Regions from separate parts of the Homo sapiens genome. Here region 1 is linked to region 2. Evidence: read pairs that join two places in POLR2A ChIA-PET (ENCODE). Cell type or tissue: MCF 10A. All regions are shown on one strand. Each heading gives the region's core, and the rest is flanking DNA. Links, peaks and the distances in the headings are about the cores only. Region 1 overlaps TRIT1 (tRNA isopentenyltransferase 1). Region 2 overlaps MFSD2A (MFSD2 lysolipid transporter A, lysophospholipid).

Region 1 (8,327 bases), core at 12-8,011, 120 kb before region 2:
GTGAACCCACCCTTATAGATTTCTTCATGCCCCTCCCCATACTCTACCTGCCCATTCGCGATCCCCAATGATGATTCGATCACAGAGGTCACACAGGTGATAACTTCTCTTGTTCTCAGCTTCATTGTATGGCATCTTTATTGGAGTGGCTGTAGGCTTGTGGCCCTAAAAGAACAAGGGTGGAAGGGAGTATTCAATTCAAAGAGATCTGGATATAATTCTCTATTAAGGGAAATGGGATTTTCCTAAAATTCCTTTTTCTCAACCCAGAGAGCAGATGGGCTGTATACAGATTTTAGCAACAACCTTTCTGAATGTAAAAGTAGAAAAGCAGTCTCCAGGTATTAAAAAGCAGCCAGCCCTTCTGCTTTATTCTATGGAAAAGAAGGCCTGGTTCTTCAATATAGCAACAAAGGTGTCAGCTAATGAAAGTGCTCTGAAAACCAGAAAATAGAATGTATCATGATTCATAATTACCTGGATGAAACTTTGCACGATTTCAAGAGCAGGTTCAAGAACAGACTCTTCCCACTTCGAGACATCAGATACCTCTAAGCCATAGACAGGGGGGACAATGGGACCAGGTCCTAATGATGACAAAGAAAGGTTGTGAGAGGTCAGCCTCAAACCCAATCTATTCTGCAGCCAGGACTCTGAAATCCTCCAGGGAAATACACAGAGCCAAAGGAGTAAACATTCTGACCATGCTGTTAATTCTAACTAAACATGAACCACAATCCAAGAAAGACCTAGAGGTTTAACTGCTCTGCAGCTAGTAAGACTAGCTACATAATCTGGATACATGGGTGCAGGATCTTCCAGATCAGCCAGAAAACCAGAATAGAGTTAACAGCTCAAGTGACCATTGTGTGAGCTACAACACAAAGACAGCACATCGTAAGAAGAAATAAACTAACAGCTTTAAGTAAGTGCCTATTCTAAGTTCCATATCATCTTACAATGATGGCGATCTGTGGCAAGAGAATTCACAGCTTTCTTTAGGAGCAGATACTAGTCTCGGGTTTGCATATATTCCCTCAGCGGCCTGGGACTCATGAAATGCTCTGAAAGCATGGGCTGGGAACAGAATCATATCAACCAATAAGCCGCAGAATCTGCGAACCAGAAAGAAGTCTTAGAATTGATGTAGTTGAGCAACTTCTTTTAAAAACCTGATCTAGAGGGTATTCAAGAAACACTCCCTGGCAGACACTTTTGAATGAAGATGAGACTGAAGGTAGCAAAGAGTGCAGCTACAGGTATTTCACCCACCTGAGCCAACCATGTTGCAAGAGTTTAGTCTCTGTGGTTAGCTTCCCTGCCTATATACACACTAAACTGCCTTCCACAACTAGGTTAAGTCAGTTGCCTAAAGGCAAAGGAGCATCGCCCATGGGCAAAAACATCAAAGGCCTTCGGATGCCAACGACTGGCAGGTGCTGGCCTTTTGATTGTGCCAACCCCAAATAAGATTCTTCATAAACTGGACTGGGCTGCACCTGCTACCACAGGAAAGGTGAGACTAGGAGGGTGCAGGCAGCATCCACAGCACACCTGGCCTTGGCTAAGCTCTGCACCTGTTTCCAGGCCACTCTACATTTTCCTTTCTCCTCTAAGCCCTTTGTTGGGCTTCTGTGCCCTGTCTAAGCACCTTTCAACAAGTTCTCGGCTCCCAGCTGCTATTTCTGGCTTGGGTCCAAGGCCATGCTGGGGTGGGGAAGTCCCCCTGGCTTCCTGCCAGAACCATATCCCAGCAGACCAGCCCTGGCCAATCACGCACAGCTCCTGATTTACAGGGCAGCTGTGCCTTTCACTCCAGCACCAGGACGATGCCGGCATACACACGAATGAGGAACAGGCATATGACACACTGTGCCATCAACTCCTCCTACCACAGAGATGGAGGAATTATTGTGGTTTTACTACAGGAAGAAGTTCTAAATTATTACCCAAAAGTCTTCTGTTAAAGGCTTATTGTCAGACATGGGGATAAGAGAAGCTGCATTAGAAATTTGTAATACAGCACTGAGCTTCAACTTCAGATGACACTAAGACTTCTATCTACCAGGACATGCAGAGAAAACAGGATAAGTAGAGGAAAGCACAACAAGCCTCTTCACACCAGAACTCCACTGGAGAGCTCAGGCAGAGAGTGGGAGCTGGGAGAAAGAATGTTAGCAGTTTAGTGGTCAACAGCAGGGATCAAGGTATGTATTTTCAGAGGCACCGAGTGGGGCAGAGGCTTCAGCTGGCCCTGTCTGTAATTGAGAGCAGAAGTCTACCAGCAAAAGGTAAACACAAGATGATTCAGAAGCATATTTAAAACATGTCCACAAGATAAAACTGAAGTTTCACTTATGCTTAAATTAATCTCCTTTAGCTCATAACCACATAGTTTTTACCCATGGTCCAATACTAATGCTGTCTTGCTAAAGTTACAGCTAAAGGAAGTAAGAGTAGTATAAAGGAGTGTGGACTCTGTGTCAGGCCTGCATTCAGTTATCTACTGCCGACTAGCTGGGTGATTTTTGGCAAGTTATTTAACTTCACTAGGCCTTCATTTTCTTATCTGTAAAAATAAAAGAATAACACCTACCTTGAAGACTCAATAATATATGTATAACACCAAATTTAGTGCCAAAGACACAGTACAGGGCCAAATCAATGAGAATTTCCTTTCTTTTCCCTCAAAAATGCTGTTCAACTAAAGTTTCATTTGAAGCAATCTGAAGCACCATGTGGAGACGCTGGGAGAAATGGTGAAGGTGTCTTTTTATACAACTCATCTGGCCCCCCAAAAACACTGTAATTAGGAAATCTTCCCTACAGAAATCTGACTGCTCTTCAGGTACAAAACTGAAGCTAAAAATCAGCCCTGAACACCAACTCTCCAAAAAAGATGCTGCTGTTCTTCTTAGCTGTTTGCAGCCAGTATCCATCTGTTCAAGGCAGAAGGCAGACTCCTCAATGCAAATAATTTTTTTTTTTTTTGTGACATCCCAAGAAAATATCCCTGGATAATCATTTATGTTATAGAACTTCCCTTAGGTCAGATCCAAAATCTTAGAACAGGCCCAGAATCTAAAATTCATTTTCTGGGTGAGCTGAGGACATCTATATTCTATTGAAAACAGACCCATAGGATAAAGAAAAACATGAGACTTACTGCTCAAAAAACGGTTTTTAACCCATCGGTTTTGTTTCCGGGCATATCTCTTAGTTACTTGTTTCAGAGCCTCAATACCTGAAAGATACAGTAGATTTAAGAACATCTAGGTAAGCACTCCTTACCCTGCAGAGAGGCAGGCCCTCCCAGCCCAGCAGGAAAAAGTCAGCCACGGCAGTGCAATGTCAGACTTGGTGGACAAAAATCTCAGTTCTGAGCTGAAGGCTATTTGGGACGCTTTAAGCCTTGGCTCTTTCTCAGACCATACCAGCAGAGTACCCTGCCACCCAAAGATGTCCAAGACTAGATTAGATGGAAGAATTCACACCTTTCTTTAGAAGCTGGTTACTAGTCTCCAGTGTGCATTTTCCCTCAGTGATCAGGTACTCGTGAAATTCCTTGAAGCCAATTGATTGGAAGATACCATGTTGATAGTCCTGGCTGGGAACAGGAGGGTATCAGCAGATAAGCCATTGCTCCTAAAAGCTAGCAGGGGCTTTGGAGATGGACCTAGTTGAGCCATTTCATCTGTCAGATAAGGAAATTGAGATCCTGAGCAGTTACTGATTCTCTGAAATTTTCCCCTCCCCTACCCACCAGGTTACTTTCTTGAAAAGTTAACTCCTGGGACTGTCTGAAAGATTAAAAAACTGCATCTGCAAAGAAGGCTGATAAACAAGTAGACCCAAAGCCAGTATTAGCGTTATGGTCTTTTGATTGTCTGCAAAATATGGACAGTAGGTCAGAATAACAGCCAAATCCTCACCTATTTTCCGAAACATTCTTCTGATTATAGCGTCTGTGAAAATCTCTTAGTTCCTCCAAGAGCCCAGCAGCAAGCATGTCATCCACCCTCTTATCCAAGCGCTCATCTAGAACTTGAATCAAATTAGCCCATCAACCAGCAAGCAAGTTGTAGGTACCTACTATATACTTACATGACGAGTGAACAGGTGGTCACAAAAAAAGAGAATTTGTCCAAACGGAAGAAAGAATTCAGATTCCAAAGATTATTATAATAATTCATACGTTACTCACATTTAAGACTTTGCAACTCCAAATAAAAATGAAGCATAGTCAGAATGAAGCACATGCCTCCTCATTATATAGAGAAAGCATACAATTACAGCAACTGTGAAGGACAAATATTTTATTCTCATATGGAATGTGTTTTAGAGGTGGCTGAGGATCCCCTGGTTTACCTTTCTTATTTTTAATTTAATATGTCATTATACTGCAACTTAGTGTTACTTTATGTTTAAGAACCCCTAGATGACACCTTGGATAAGAACATGGAACTTTAATCCAAAGACATCCTAGATACGGCCGGGCAAGGTGGCTCACGCCTGTAATCCCAGCACTTTGGGAGGCCGAGGTGGGTGGATCACGAGGTCAAGAGTTCGAGACCAGCCTGACCAACACAGTGAAATCTGTCTCTACCAAAAGTACAAAAATTAGCTGGGCGTAGTGGCGCGCGCCTGTAATCCCAGCTACTTGGGAGGCTGGGGCAGGAGAATCGCTTGAACCCGGGAGGCAGAGGTTGCAGTGAGCCGAGATCGCACCACTGCATTCCAGCCTGGGCAACAGGGCGAGACTCTGTCTCAAACAAAAAAAAAAGACATCCTAGATACATTCTAAACTACTGAGCCAAGCAAAGGAGCAAAGAGTGAGAGGTCGTAATTGTTCAGATGTGACAAACAGCTTTACTATGAATCAGATACCATTATTTTATGCTGCCTGTAGAGTAAAAGTTTTTGTTTATAAAATTTCATTATTGAAAAATTACCTTTTTTATCAATTTATGGCAGATTAATTTAACAACAGATTGTCACCATTTTAATTATGTTCTTCTACATCTCTATCATTGTGATTTATTGGCCTACAGCAACAGTAACCTTCCTAGAAAGTTTGCATTTATTGAGGACCCGTCATGTGTCAGGCACATTCTGAGCACTATATATGTATTAATTCATCTAATCCTTGATGAAGCTAGGAAATATGTGTTATTACTATTATCTCTATTTTACAGGAGAATTGGGAAACAGAAAGGTAAACTAATTTGTCTTAACAATTCACATAACTAGAAGCTAGTGGAGCAGGAATTTGCTATTAGACAGTCTGCCTCAAGAGCCTGTGCTCTTCAGTGCTACACTCTACTGTTTGTCCACATAATGATGTCATCTTTCCAGGCCTATCATAGGCTACCTTTGCAAACTGGTCTCTGACTCCCCCCAAGATAATATTCGTCATCCCTTCTCTGTGGCCCTACAGCACTCTGAAAATATATCTAGCCCAGCATTTATCACATAAATAATAGACAGACAGATAGTATCTATCTCCTTGTCTGTTGTCCCACTAGACTGGGAATTCCTTAAGGAAAGGCACTGTCTCTTCAACTCTGAAACCGAAGTACCACACAGAATACCCAGCACTTCATTGAATGCTTACTGAATGTTTGCTGGATGAATAAGTTACTACTATCACGGACATAATTATACTTTAGCAACAAAATACCATCAGGCTAGCAAGCTAATTATAAGGCATACTGCTTCTAGAACATTCTAGCCTCCAGCCAACCTTCCACAAGAGACTGCCTTCTTTTTCTCCTTTGGACCTTCCCTGGATGGCAGTCTCTTTCCCATTCCGTCCATCCCATCCCACTCTACCTGTGATGTCTTCTCCTAATGCCAGGGCTATCCTTTCTCCCTTTCCAAACAGATATCTAGGGGAATGGCACTGTGCCTAAGCCAACAAATAATGATAATGATAATAAAATTAATAGCTAATACTTGTTTAGTGTTTATTATGAGCCACCCATGGTTCTCAGCATTTTCTATACAGTAACTTATTACTCCAAGTTCCATCACAGATGGACTCTAGGGCATCAAAGGGCTGTTACCTGCCTGGTCAGCATGAAGCCAAAGGATGCAAGGGTTAGAGAACTTCAGAGGACCTCCAAGGGGACCACCACCTTCTTCCGTATGTTGACGATGGAGAAATTCACTATGAGAGATTCCTGTTTCTTCAAAAACTTGCAAGCTCCTAAGTAATTTAAAAGGGGAGGGAGGGGGCACACCCATAAAAACCAATAGAAAATATTCATTCTCAAGTAAAACAAGGAGAAAGGCTGTTTATTACAGAAAGCCTCTTTCTTGAAAGCCAGTCACGACAGTGTGCACATCTGTAGTCCCAGCTACTCAGGAGGCCAAACTGGGAGGACTGCTTGAGCTCAGGAGTTCAAGACCAACCTAAGCAGCAACAGACCCTGTCTCTTCAAAAAGGGGGCATGCAGAAAGGCTTATTCTCATTTTCACTGCATTAAGTTCCAAAAGACATGAAGGTCTAGGGTTACTCCAGTCCTACAGCTACTCAGAAAAGGGTACTAAAGAAAACTTTAGGTAAAGTAAGAAATAATATTATTTTTCTAAAGATATATAAATTATTCTGAAATCAGTTAAATAGGTTCAGAAACAACAGGTTTCTTCTACACAAACAGAATGGTACTCACTCACTTTCAGATAAACAGTAAAAGAGCTTGTTTGGGACACTTTGTAACAAGCCAACAAGTCTGGTCTGGCTGGCGTGCCTTTCCCACAGTACAAAAGCATGTTGTACATCCAGCTCATCAGCTTTCTTTTTAAATATGTCAAATTAATGAAGAATGCTCCTGGCTAATCCAGTGCTCTACTGGCACAAAGATCACTGAGAAAAGAACTCACATACTTATTCTTAAGCCACCATCCACTTCTGTCCGTATCTATTATGTTATGCAGCACTAGGTAATTTAACTCCCAAATCTACACTCTACCACTCTGGGTGATTGCAACTTATCAGCCTGAAAGTGATCTTTCTCTTCCTGACCCAATTCTACTTCCTGAAACCCTAACGCAAGAGTGTAGACCCCCTTGTCTTTCAGTATCACTGGTTTCTCAAAGAAGATCTATGAGAAAAAATGTAGTAATAGATATCTCACTTATCTGGAGTTAAAATACAGCCTCAAGCCAAAAGAAAGATTAAAAAAAAAGAAAGTCCTCATTCTCTAAATGAGACTCTAGAGCTCTTGCTTAGAACCTATTGACTCTTACTAAGAAAAAATTCTCAAACTCATTACTCGTTTAGACGCAGCAAAATGAGAAGTGATAAGAAAGAACTGATTAGTAAAAGGAGAGAATAAACACCAAGCTCTAGAATCATGTAATAAAACAATATAAAAATGAATGTTTATCATAATGTTCCTAGGTTTAAAAAAAATTGAATGTTTTCTATTAAAGTGTTTAAAATGTTTGGATACTGAAAAGTATAAACTTCATTAATCTAAAACATGCATTCTTAATGAGGTTATACATTGCCTTTAAGGGGGTGAAAAAACTTAGATATTACAATTTGTGCCCCACCCCCCTGCCGTGCAAAGGACAACCCTACCTGAAGAAATCCTTTTCTTGGCTGAGTACTGTGGCTCATGACTATAATCCCAGCACTTCGGTAGGCTGAGGCAGGAGGATCGCTTGAGCCTAGGAGTTTGGAACCAGCCTGGGCAACACAGCAAAACATCTCTAAAAAAAATTAAAAATTTAAAAAACTAGCCAGGTATAGTAGTGCACACCCGTAGTCCCAGCTACTCAGGAGGCCGAGGCAGGAGGACATCTGAGCCCAGGAGGTCAAGGCTGCAGTGAGCCATGATTGTGCCACTGTACTCCAGCCTGGGCAACAAAGTAAGACTCTATCTCTTAAAAAAAAAAAAAAAAAGTAATAATAATAATGAATGTTTTAAATCCTATATTCTAACATTAAGTTTCACTGAGGGGGGTAAAATTAGGAGGAAAAATATCAAATTCATTTGAGTGGAATACTTCACAACCCCTATGAATATGAGATGTTACTTTAATATTTAATCTGTATAACCATCAATAGAACAGGTCCTTCATTAGATGTTCTACTATGCTGGAAGTGGTATCACTCCTAATACTGCAGAAAAATAAACCTAACATGAGGCTGCAATTCCAAAACAACCTAAAAAAACATGACCTTGTGAGTTCATTCACTACCTCTCTTCCCTACCAGATAGTTTCCATGTGCAAAGGTGAGCTGATCTGTGAGACAGTTAATAAAATCCACCTCCCACTGGGAAAGCTGCTGGGGCAGAACACGGCATTGCATAATC
Region 2 (8,327 bases), core at 217-8,216:
ACTTCCTCATCTGGTTCGTGCCCGACTTCCCACACGGCCAGACCTATTGGTACCTGCTTTTCTATTGCCTCTTTGAAACAATGGTCACGGTGAGTGTGGGTACCTCCCTTGGGTGTCTCTAGGGGCCGGGAGGAGGGCGGTCCTTGGGGCCCCCAGGGTTGGTACTGGAAGCTACATCAGTGTGTCCACCCGCCTGACCAGCCAATGACCTGTCTTCTATGCCAGTGTTTCCATGTTCCCTACTCGGCTCTCACCATGTTCATCAGCACCGAGCAGACTGAGCGGGATTCTGCCACCGCCTATCGTGAGTCTCCCCAGCCCACCTGACCCCACCCTCCAGGGACCCTCCAGCCATACTTCTTCCCTTGCGGGTCCAGCTCTTTGCTCTGCTCTAGAGTGTGGGTGTGAAACCATCTTAAAAATAACTCAATCCCCTTATTGCTCAGATGAGACCTGGAGAGGTGCATATGCGTTCAAACCAAGGTGTCACCTACCCCACTACCTCTACCCACCCTGCCTGGAGCTACCGCTGGGCTCCCACCCATTTGACCTTCCTCCCTGGGCCCACAATCCATGAGGCCCCTCCAAAACACCTCCTTTTCTCCTGCCAGGGATGACTGTGGAAGTGCTGGGCACAGTGCTGGGCACGGCGATCCAGGGACAAATCGTGGGCCAAGCAGACACGCCTTGTTTCCAGGACCTCAATAGCTCTACAGTAGCTTCACAAAGTGCCAACCATACACATGGCACCACCTCACACAGGGAAACGGTGAGGCCCTGGGCAGGGCAGGGATTTGGGGAGATAAGGAACAGTGAGGTGGTTTGTAGTCATCCTAAAGATAGTAACAGCTAGTGTTTATTAAATAAATGTTGGGCATTTGATATACATAACAATTAATGCACCCAATATACCTACTTTGCAGAAAAAGAAACTGAAGCTTAGAGAGGCTGAATAAGTTGCCCAGAGTCATAAAGTTAGTGAATTGCAGAGATTTGGGAAGATTTGAATTCTGGGCTGTCAGACTCTGCAGCCTGGTTTCTGTTTTTTTCCTTTTATTATTATTTGTAGAGACGGGGTCTTGCCAAGTTGCCCAGGCTGGTTTCAAACTCCTGGGATTACAGGTGTGAGGGCTGCACTCAACCAGCCTGGTTTCTGAGCATGTTGTGAATCTTAACTGTCCAGCCTTGGGAAGCAACAGCAGGCCCAGGATGATCCTCCCATTTCACACATGGAGACAGTACGCTCCCAGAGGGGAGGGGACTGGCCCAAGATCATTGAGTGGGGCTGCTGGAACTGGGGTGCTGGGATGAGCTCAAACTGACCATCCTTGTATGTCGCCTTCACCTCCTTATAGCAAAAGGCATACCTGCTGGCAGCGGGGGTCATTGTCTGTATCTATATAATCTGTGCTGTCATCCTGATCCTGGGCGTGCGGGAGCAGAGAGGTAAGGGGGTGCCTGGGAAGGGGTGCAGGCCTCAGCATGGACAGCTGTATCTTTCTGCCTGGCCCTCAGGCTTTGGGAGGGGTCTCTGCTCCTTCCTCACTGTCCGCTCTGGCCCCCAGAACCCTATGAAGCCCAGCAGTCTGAGCCAATCGCCTACTTCCGGGGCCTACGGCTGGTCATGAGCCACGGCCCATACATCAAACTTATTACTGGCTTCCTCTTCACCTCCTTGGCTTTCATGGTGAGTGGGTTCTGACATGCTCAGCCTGAGAAGGAGGTGTAATGGGAGCGGGGTGAGCAGAGGTCTCTGGGGCTTGGGGGATGTCTTGGGGAGGCTCAGCCCCAACATCACCTCCTTCCTTGCATTTCCTTCCCTACCTTGCTCCATGCCCAGCTGGTGGAGGGGAACTTTGTCTTGTTTTGCACCTACACCTTGGGCTTCCGCAATGAATTCCAGAATCTACTCCTGGCCATCATGGTGAGTGGGACCTGAGCAGGGGCGGGCAGCCTGGGCTGAGGTGACATAGGCTGTGGAATGGTTCTTGGAATAGGCAGAGGATGTTTCTCAGGCTGGCCCAAGGTCATGAAAGGATGAGGGAGGCTTCTCAGGGTATTTGGTTGGACCTTGCGAAGGTAGGACTGTGAAAGAAAGAGTTTGAGGTTAGATGTTTGAGTAGTGAGCACAGCAAAAGCAAGGGCGAGGACACCAGGAACTTGGCTCAGAGGTTTGAGAGGGCAGCAGACAAGGTGGGCCTGGACCAGCTCTGAGCTCCCCTGGGGAGCCGTCAAAGGTGCCTGTCATCTTCGTTGCTGCCCACATGATGTCATCTGGCTGCTCTTGGGCAGGGCTGGGAGCCACTTTGGGGTTCTGGGAAGGGCAGGAGGGGCTCTGTGGCTCTAAAGCACCTCCCTTTAACCCCCTTTGTCCATCCACAGCTCTCGGCCACTTTAACCATTCCCATCTGGCAGTGGTTCTTGACCCGGTTTGGCAAGAAGACAGCTGTATATGTTGGGATCTCAGTGAGTGGGGTTGAAGAGCAGAGCCTGGGTTGAGTTGGGATGTCTGGTGGGAACCTCCCAGCTGATTCATCTTCCTGCACCCCCTTCCCTAGTCAGCAGTGCCATTTCTCATCTTGGTGGCCCTCATGGAGAGTAACCTCATCATTACATATGCGGTAGCTGTGGCAGCTGGCATCAGTGTGGCAGCTGCCTTCTTACTACCCTGGTAGGTATATACAGGCCCCCCTCCTCGGGTATCTCCAGCCCCTAGTCCCCAGTTTTGAAGCTCCTTAGGGAGAGTTCTATGCAGTGTTCTCCCACAGGCCATTCTGTGGGTCCAGGTTAGGAGTGGGGGAGGTCTGTCCTGTACAGTTGTACAGGTAGTGAGCTTTGCAAGAACACCTAGTCAGAGTGAAAAATGGGGGCTGTAATCTGGCCTGGGCTCCACTTGCCACGCTGAGCACCTCCAGGCAGGGTTACTTCCTCTTAGAGCAAGAGGCCTTTTCTTATTCATGTGAAGGTCCCATATCCTCACTGAGCTGTGTACCCATGGTACTGCAAGCTTCCAGAGGGCCACCTCTTCTCATTAACACAGAGGCCCGTTAGGTGGGTCAGTCCTCATGGCTGTCACTACTCTGCGCAGGTCCATGCTGCCTGATGTCATTGACGACTTCCATCTGAAGCAGCCCCACTTCCATGGAACCGAGCCCATCTTCTTCTCCTTCTATGTCTTCTTCACCAAGTTTGCCTCTGGAGTGTCACTGGGCATTTCTACCCTCAGTCTGGAGTGAGTGGGGTGGGGACCTGGGGCAGGACTGGGCAGGGCCAGGCCCCAGGTGCCCCATCTTCACCGTTCTCCTACCCCCTGGGTCCCATAGCTTTGCAGGGTACCAGACCCGTGGCTGCTCGCAGCCGGAACGTGTCAAGTTTACACTGAACATGCTCGTGACCATGGCTCCCATAGTTCTCATCCTGCTGGGCCTGCTGCTCTTCAAAATGTACCCCATTGATGAGGAGAGGCGGCGGCAGAATAAGAAGGCCCTGCAGGCACTGAGGTGAGTGGGGAGGGGACAGGATGCTGGAGGAGGGGACGTCACTGTGTCTAAACCCTCAATTTGTGTCTCCTGTGGCCAAGTCCAGACTCACCCCCCACACATCTTCTCTGGACAGCTGTAACACTTAAGTACGCACCAGGCACTGTGTTAAGTGGTCTTACCTTTATTCAACAAATACATACTGGCTGCCTACTATGTGCTAGGCATTGACTGCTCTAGTGAACAAGACAAAAATCTCTGTCCTTAAGGAGCCTGTTATAGGACGTGTGTATCCATCACCTCCCATACCCCTCCAACAACCCTAAGTATCAGGTTCTTAGGGTTCCCCCTCTGCAGGTGAAGAAGTTGAGGTTTCAGCAGGAAGAGTACCTGGCCCAGCTGAAAGGGGCGGAGCTGGGGTTTGAGCCTCAGCATTCCGGCTCCAGAGACTGCACTCTTCATCAGCCTCCTGGCATATAGGACCTCGAGTGTGGCCTGACCCTGCATCTGGGGAAACCAGTGGGCAGGCTGGAGTGAGTCATGCCAGCCCGTCAGCCAGCCCAGGCGAGAGTGTAGATCTAGGGTTTGCAGTACCCTGTGTGCAGCAAGGACAGTAAACAGACCAACCAACAGTTGAAAGTGGGAGTGAGCAAACTCTGTGTCCCGCGGTTCACTTTAGTCCGACAGCAGGGCCAAGATCACGTGAGGAAGGAGGCAGGTGGGGCTGAGGAGGGGTAAGGATGGATGCTTCCTCCAACCCATCTCCTCTCTCTCTTGCAGGGACGAGGCCAGCAGCTCTGGCTGCTCAGAAACAGACTCCACAGAGCTGGCTAGCATCCTCTAGGGCCCGCCACGTTGCCCGAAGCCACCATGCAGAAGGCCACAGAAGGGATCAGGACCTGTCTGCCGGCTTGCTGAGCAGCTGGACTGCAGGTGCTAGGAAGGGAACTGAAGACTCAAGGAGGTGGCCCAGGACACTTGCTGTGCTCACTGTGGGGCCGGCTGCTCTGTGGCCTCCTGCCTCCCCTCTGCCTGCCTGTGGGGCCAAGCCCTGGGGCTGCCACTGTGAATATGCCAAGGACTGATCGGGCCTAGCCCGGAACACTAATGTAGAAACCTTTTTTTTTACAGAGCCTAATTAATAACTTAATGACTGTGTACATAGCAATGTGTGTGTATGTATATGTCTGTGAGCTATTAATGTTATTAATTTTCATAAAAGCTGGAAAGCAGCTGCCTGTTTCTGTCTGTGTCCTCAGCCACTCACTGAGCCCTTCTGCCTTAAGACTCCGTTAGAGAACACACTGAGCCCCAGGTGCTACTGGGTGGGGGCGAACATGTCTGGAGTTGTGGCTGGAGTGCAGTGGCGCAATCTCGGCTCAGGCAATCCTTCCTTCTGCTTCACCCTCTCGAGTAGCTGGGACTACAGGCATGCACCACCACGCCTGGCTGATTTTTAAATTTTTTTGTAGAGATGGAGGTTTCACTATGTTGCCCAGGCCAATCCTTCTCACTGGACTCAAGCAATCCTCCTGCATTAGCCTCCCAAAGTAGTGGGATTACAGGTGTGAACCACTACACCTGGCCTCTTGCTAAGTCAAGACTGTTCTTATTTGAAAGATAAGAACACCCTAGTGTAGAGAGGGATTTAGCTAAAGTCACGCAGCCTTTAGTGACCTAACTGGAATTTTATCCCAACTCTGTAAGACTCCAATACCGTAATCGCCACTGTCTACTTCCTTGTGTCTGAGAATGACCAGGGGACCGGCAGACAGATGCTTGCTCTGGGTGTGCCTGTACACTGTGCTTCCTGCCTGGTGCATGCCTGAGCCTGCAGGGCTGGTGGGGCTGGAGGCCTGTGGGGTCCCTGGAGACTGGTGGTTCTTTCTCCACAACTGTTACTGATGGTATTGAAAGGTGAGAATGTACCTGCTGGATGTGTGTATCAGATGAGGGAGGATTTTACCACAGACGCACTGGTGACAAAAAAAAACCAAACACCTCCGGTAGGGAACAGGGTGGTGGGGAAGGCCTAGTTGGGAGCACTTGGCTAACTTCCATGGTATGAATAACTCCCACCATAGCCAATTTCAAGTTATCCATGGTTGTTCATTTGAACATTTCCTAAACATTTAGTAGTTGGCTTTTACAAGCTGGTAGGAGCTTGCCTAACACACCACTGGGTCTCACACTTAGGCCAAGCCCCCAAAATCACAAGAAGGCAAAGCTGGCAGGATCAGGAGCTACTAGTCAAATCTCCTGATTTTATAAATAGATAAATGAGGCCCAGACAAGAGAGGCTCTTAGGCTATTCTGGCTTGGTTCTTACCTTGAGTGTGGGGCTCCGTTTTGGGTGGGAGGGAGGTCCACCATTTTTACTGATGAAGTTCTGCCAGGTTACTTTGATAAATTACATTAAGCGTTACTAACAGGCATGGTTACATGTGTGTAATAAGTATGAATTCAGTTAGTCTTCAGATAGTTGTCAGAACTTCCCTATGAGGAAGGTATTATTGTCATCCTCACGTTAAGAGATAAGGAAACTGACGCAGGGAAAAGTTAAGTAACCTGCTCAAGGTCATTGGACAGTCACTGGAAGAGCTGATACTTGAATCGAGGTTGGCTATAGTGCCTGGGCTCTTAACCACTACTTAAGGCTGTTAGGTGAACCAATGGTTTTGTCAACACCAAGGCAAGTCACACACTGTCTTTGTATCAGCCATCTCATGTCAGGCTGTCTGGGCAAGGCAGGAGCCTAGAGTCTGTTATGGCCTCTGGAGCTGGCCTGCTCAGAGACTCTGAGATAATGTTTATAGAAGCCCACTTATACCTCCTCTCTCCCTCCACTCTAACCAGTAACCACCAAGTCCTGTCTTTAAAAAAAAAAAAAAATTAAAGTTTTCAGCTGGGCGCAGTGGCTCACGCCTGTAATCCCAGCACTTTGGGAGGCCGAGGCGGGCAGATCACCTGAGGTCAGGAGTTCGAGACCAGCCTGGCCAACATGGTGAAACCCCGTCTCTACTAAAAATACAAAAATTAGCCAGGTGTGGTGGTGCATGCCTGTAATCTCAGCTACTCAGGAGGCGGAGGCAGGAGAATCGCTTGAACCCAGGAGGCAGCAGTTGCAGTGAGCTGAGATCGCGCCATTGCACTCCAGCCTGGGGGACAGAGAGAACCAGTCTCAAAACAGAAACAAACCAAAAACCAACAAACAAAAACAAAACTAGCCAGGCGTGGTAGCACATGCCTGTAATCCCAGCTACTTGGGAGGCTGAGGGCAGGAGAATGGCTTGAACCTGGGAGGCGGAGGTTGCAAAGAGCTGAGACCATGCCATTGCACTCCAGCCTGGGCAACAGAGCAAGACTCTGCCTGAAAAAAAAAAAAAAAAAAAATTAAAGTTTTCCAAACCACTCAAGCTTGTTTCTTTCTTAGCCCCACAATTACTTCTCAGGCATTATGCTCTCTTACCTGGGTGAATAGACAAGCATCCTGTCTTGTCTCCTTGACTTTAATTTGATCTCCTCACCTTCTTTCTGCAAACTATCCAAGATAACTCAGTAGCTCTCCTGTTTAGAAACATTTCTGTAAACTGGGTGTAGTGGCTCTGCCTGTAATCCCAGCTACTGGGGAGGCTGAGGTGTGAGGATTACGAGGCCAGGAGTTCAAGACCAGCCTGGGCAACATAATAAGACCCCGATTCTATAAAACAAAAAACAATTAGCCAGGTGTGGTGGCTTGCACCTTGTAGTTCCAGCTACCCAGGCAGCTGAAGCAGGAGGGTCTCTTGAGCCCAGGAATCTGAGGCTGCAGTGACCTATGATTGTGCCACTGCACTCCAGCCTGGGGAACAGAGGGACACCCTGTCTCAAACAAAACAAAAAGTTTCCTAGAAATCCTTCTGTGAGTTCCTGTCTGAGTACCCTACTGACCTCCCCAGGCCCAGATCTAGATGCAGCTCTTTTTGCAGGCCACCTGCGTGACCCTGGTCTTGCAGCTCCTGCTGCAGCTCTACCTGGCAGACACCCATCCAATGTGTCTTGACTCCAGCAAGCCCCTCTGAAGCAGTCCCTACCCCTCTGCCTTTGGGACATCTCAGAGGGATCGTCTCTTTCATCGTGGTCTCCCACACTGAGCCGAGGGCCAGGCATGGTGGGGTGCGGCAGGCACGTGGAGCTGAGTGAATGGGAGCTGTGACCAGAGCAGGCTTTGGCTGGGCATCAGACCCAACTCCCACTGACCCACTGTGACACCTCTCTCCAGGTCACAATTTCCCCAAACTTCCTATGGGGATTTAGACTTTTCATTTTTTCTTTCTTTTTCTTTTTTTTTTTTTTTTTGAGACGGAGTCTCGCTCTGTGGCCCAGGCTGGAGTGCAGTGGCGCCATCTCGGCTCACTGCAAGCTCCGCCTCCCGGGTTCACGCCATTCTCCTGCCTCCGCCTCCGGAGTAGCTGGGACTACAGGCGCCCGCCACGCGCCCGGCTAATTTATTGTATTTTTAGTAGAGACGGGGTTTCACCGTGTTAGCCAGGATGGTCTCGATCTCCTGACCTCGTGATCCGCCCGCCTCGGCCTCCCAAAGTGCTGGGATTACAGGCGTGAGCCACCGCGCCCGGCCAGGGGATTTACACTTGAACACCCTTGCTTCTCTCCAGTTTCACACTCACAGAAAATTGCTCTCCTCTTCCAAGATCCCCTGTTGAATTCTTGGGGACTTCTTTCGGGGTGGGACGGGTGAAGAGGGGAAGCAATGTCTGTTGGGTCATTGGCTACTCTAGGTCCCTTCTGGACAGATCATACCTACTTATTCTTGGGAGAAGAGCCATATTGACTTCCTCTATGCTTGGA

Evidence for each region. ChIA-PET counts read pairs that join two places held together with the same protein. Peaks named below come from ENCODE experiments on the same cell type or tissue, not always from the same donor. Only the 100,000 strongest peaks of a DNase experiment are listed, where the experiment ranks them.
Region 1: POLR2A ChIA-PET joins it to region 2 with 6 read pairs; 3 of 35 experiments call an interaction of 5 or more read pairs at or near these places.

The regions. Positions count from the first base shown.
Region 1 is chr1:39,844,054-39,852,380 of GRCh38, forward strand. TRIT1 (tRNA isopentenyltransferase 1) reads right to left here. Exons shown (of 11, transcript NM_017646.6): 5 at 6,066-6,208; 6 at 3,933-4,044; 7 at 3,495-3,607; 8 at 3,167-3,244; 9 at 478-587; 10 at 48-165. Among named protein-coding and RNA genes, the nearest start is that of LINC02811, 31 kb to the left of the region's middle. RefSeq lists enhancers at 1,928-1,977, 2,448-2,537. In MCF 10A, for the core only: no CTCF peak of the experiment used is centred there; a DNase peak (open chromatin) is centred at 1,728.
Region 2 is chr1:39,965,246-39,973,572 of GRCh38, forward strand. MFSD2A (MFSD2 lysolipid transporter A, lysophospholipid) reads left to right here. Exons shown (of 14, transcript NM_032793.5): 4 at 1-89; 5 at 226-304; 6 at 612-769; 7 at 1,356-1,446; 8 at 1,566-1,687; 9 at 1,841-1,924; 10 at 2,383-2,466; 11 at 2,559-2,671; 12 at 3,089-3,232; 13 at 3,324-3,500; 14 at 4,260-4,711. The coding sequence ends at 4,323. Among named protein-coding and RNA genes, the nearest start is that of MFSD2A, 14 kb to the left of the region's middle. In MCF 10A, for the core only: no CTCF peak of the experiment used is centred there; DNase peaks (open chromatin) are centred at 4,016 and 4,806.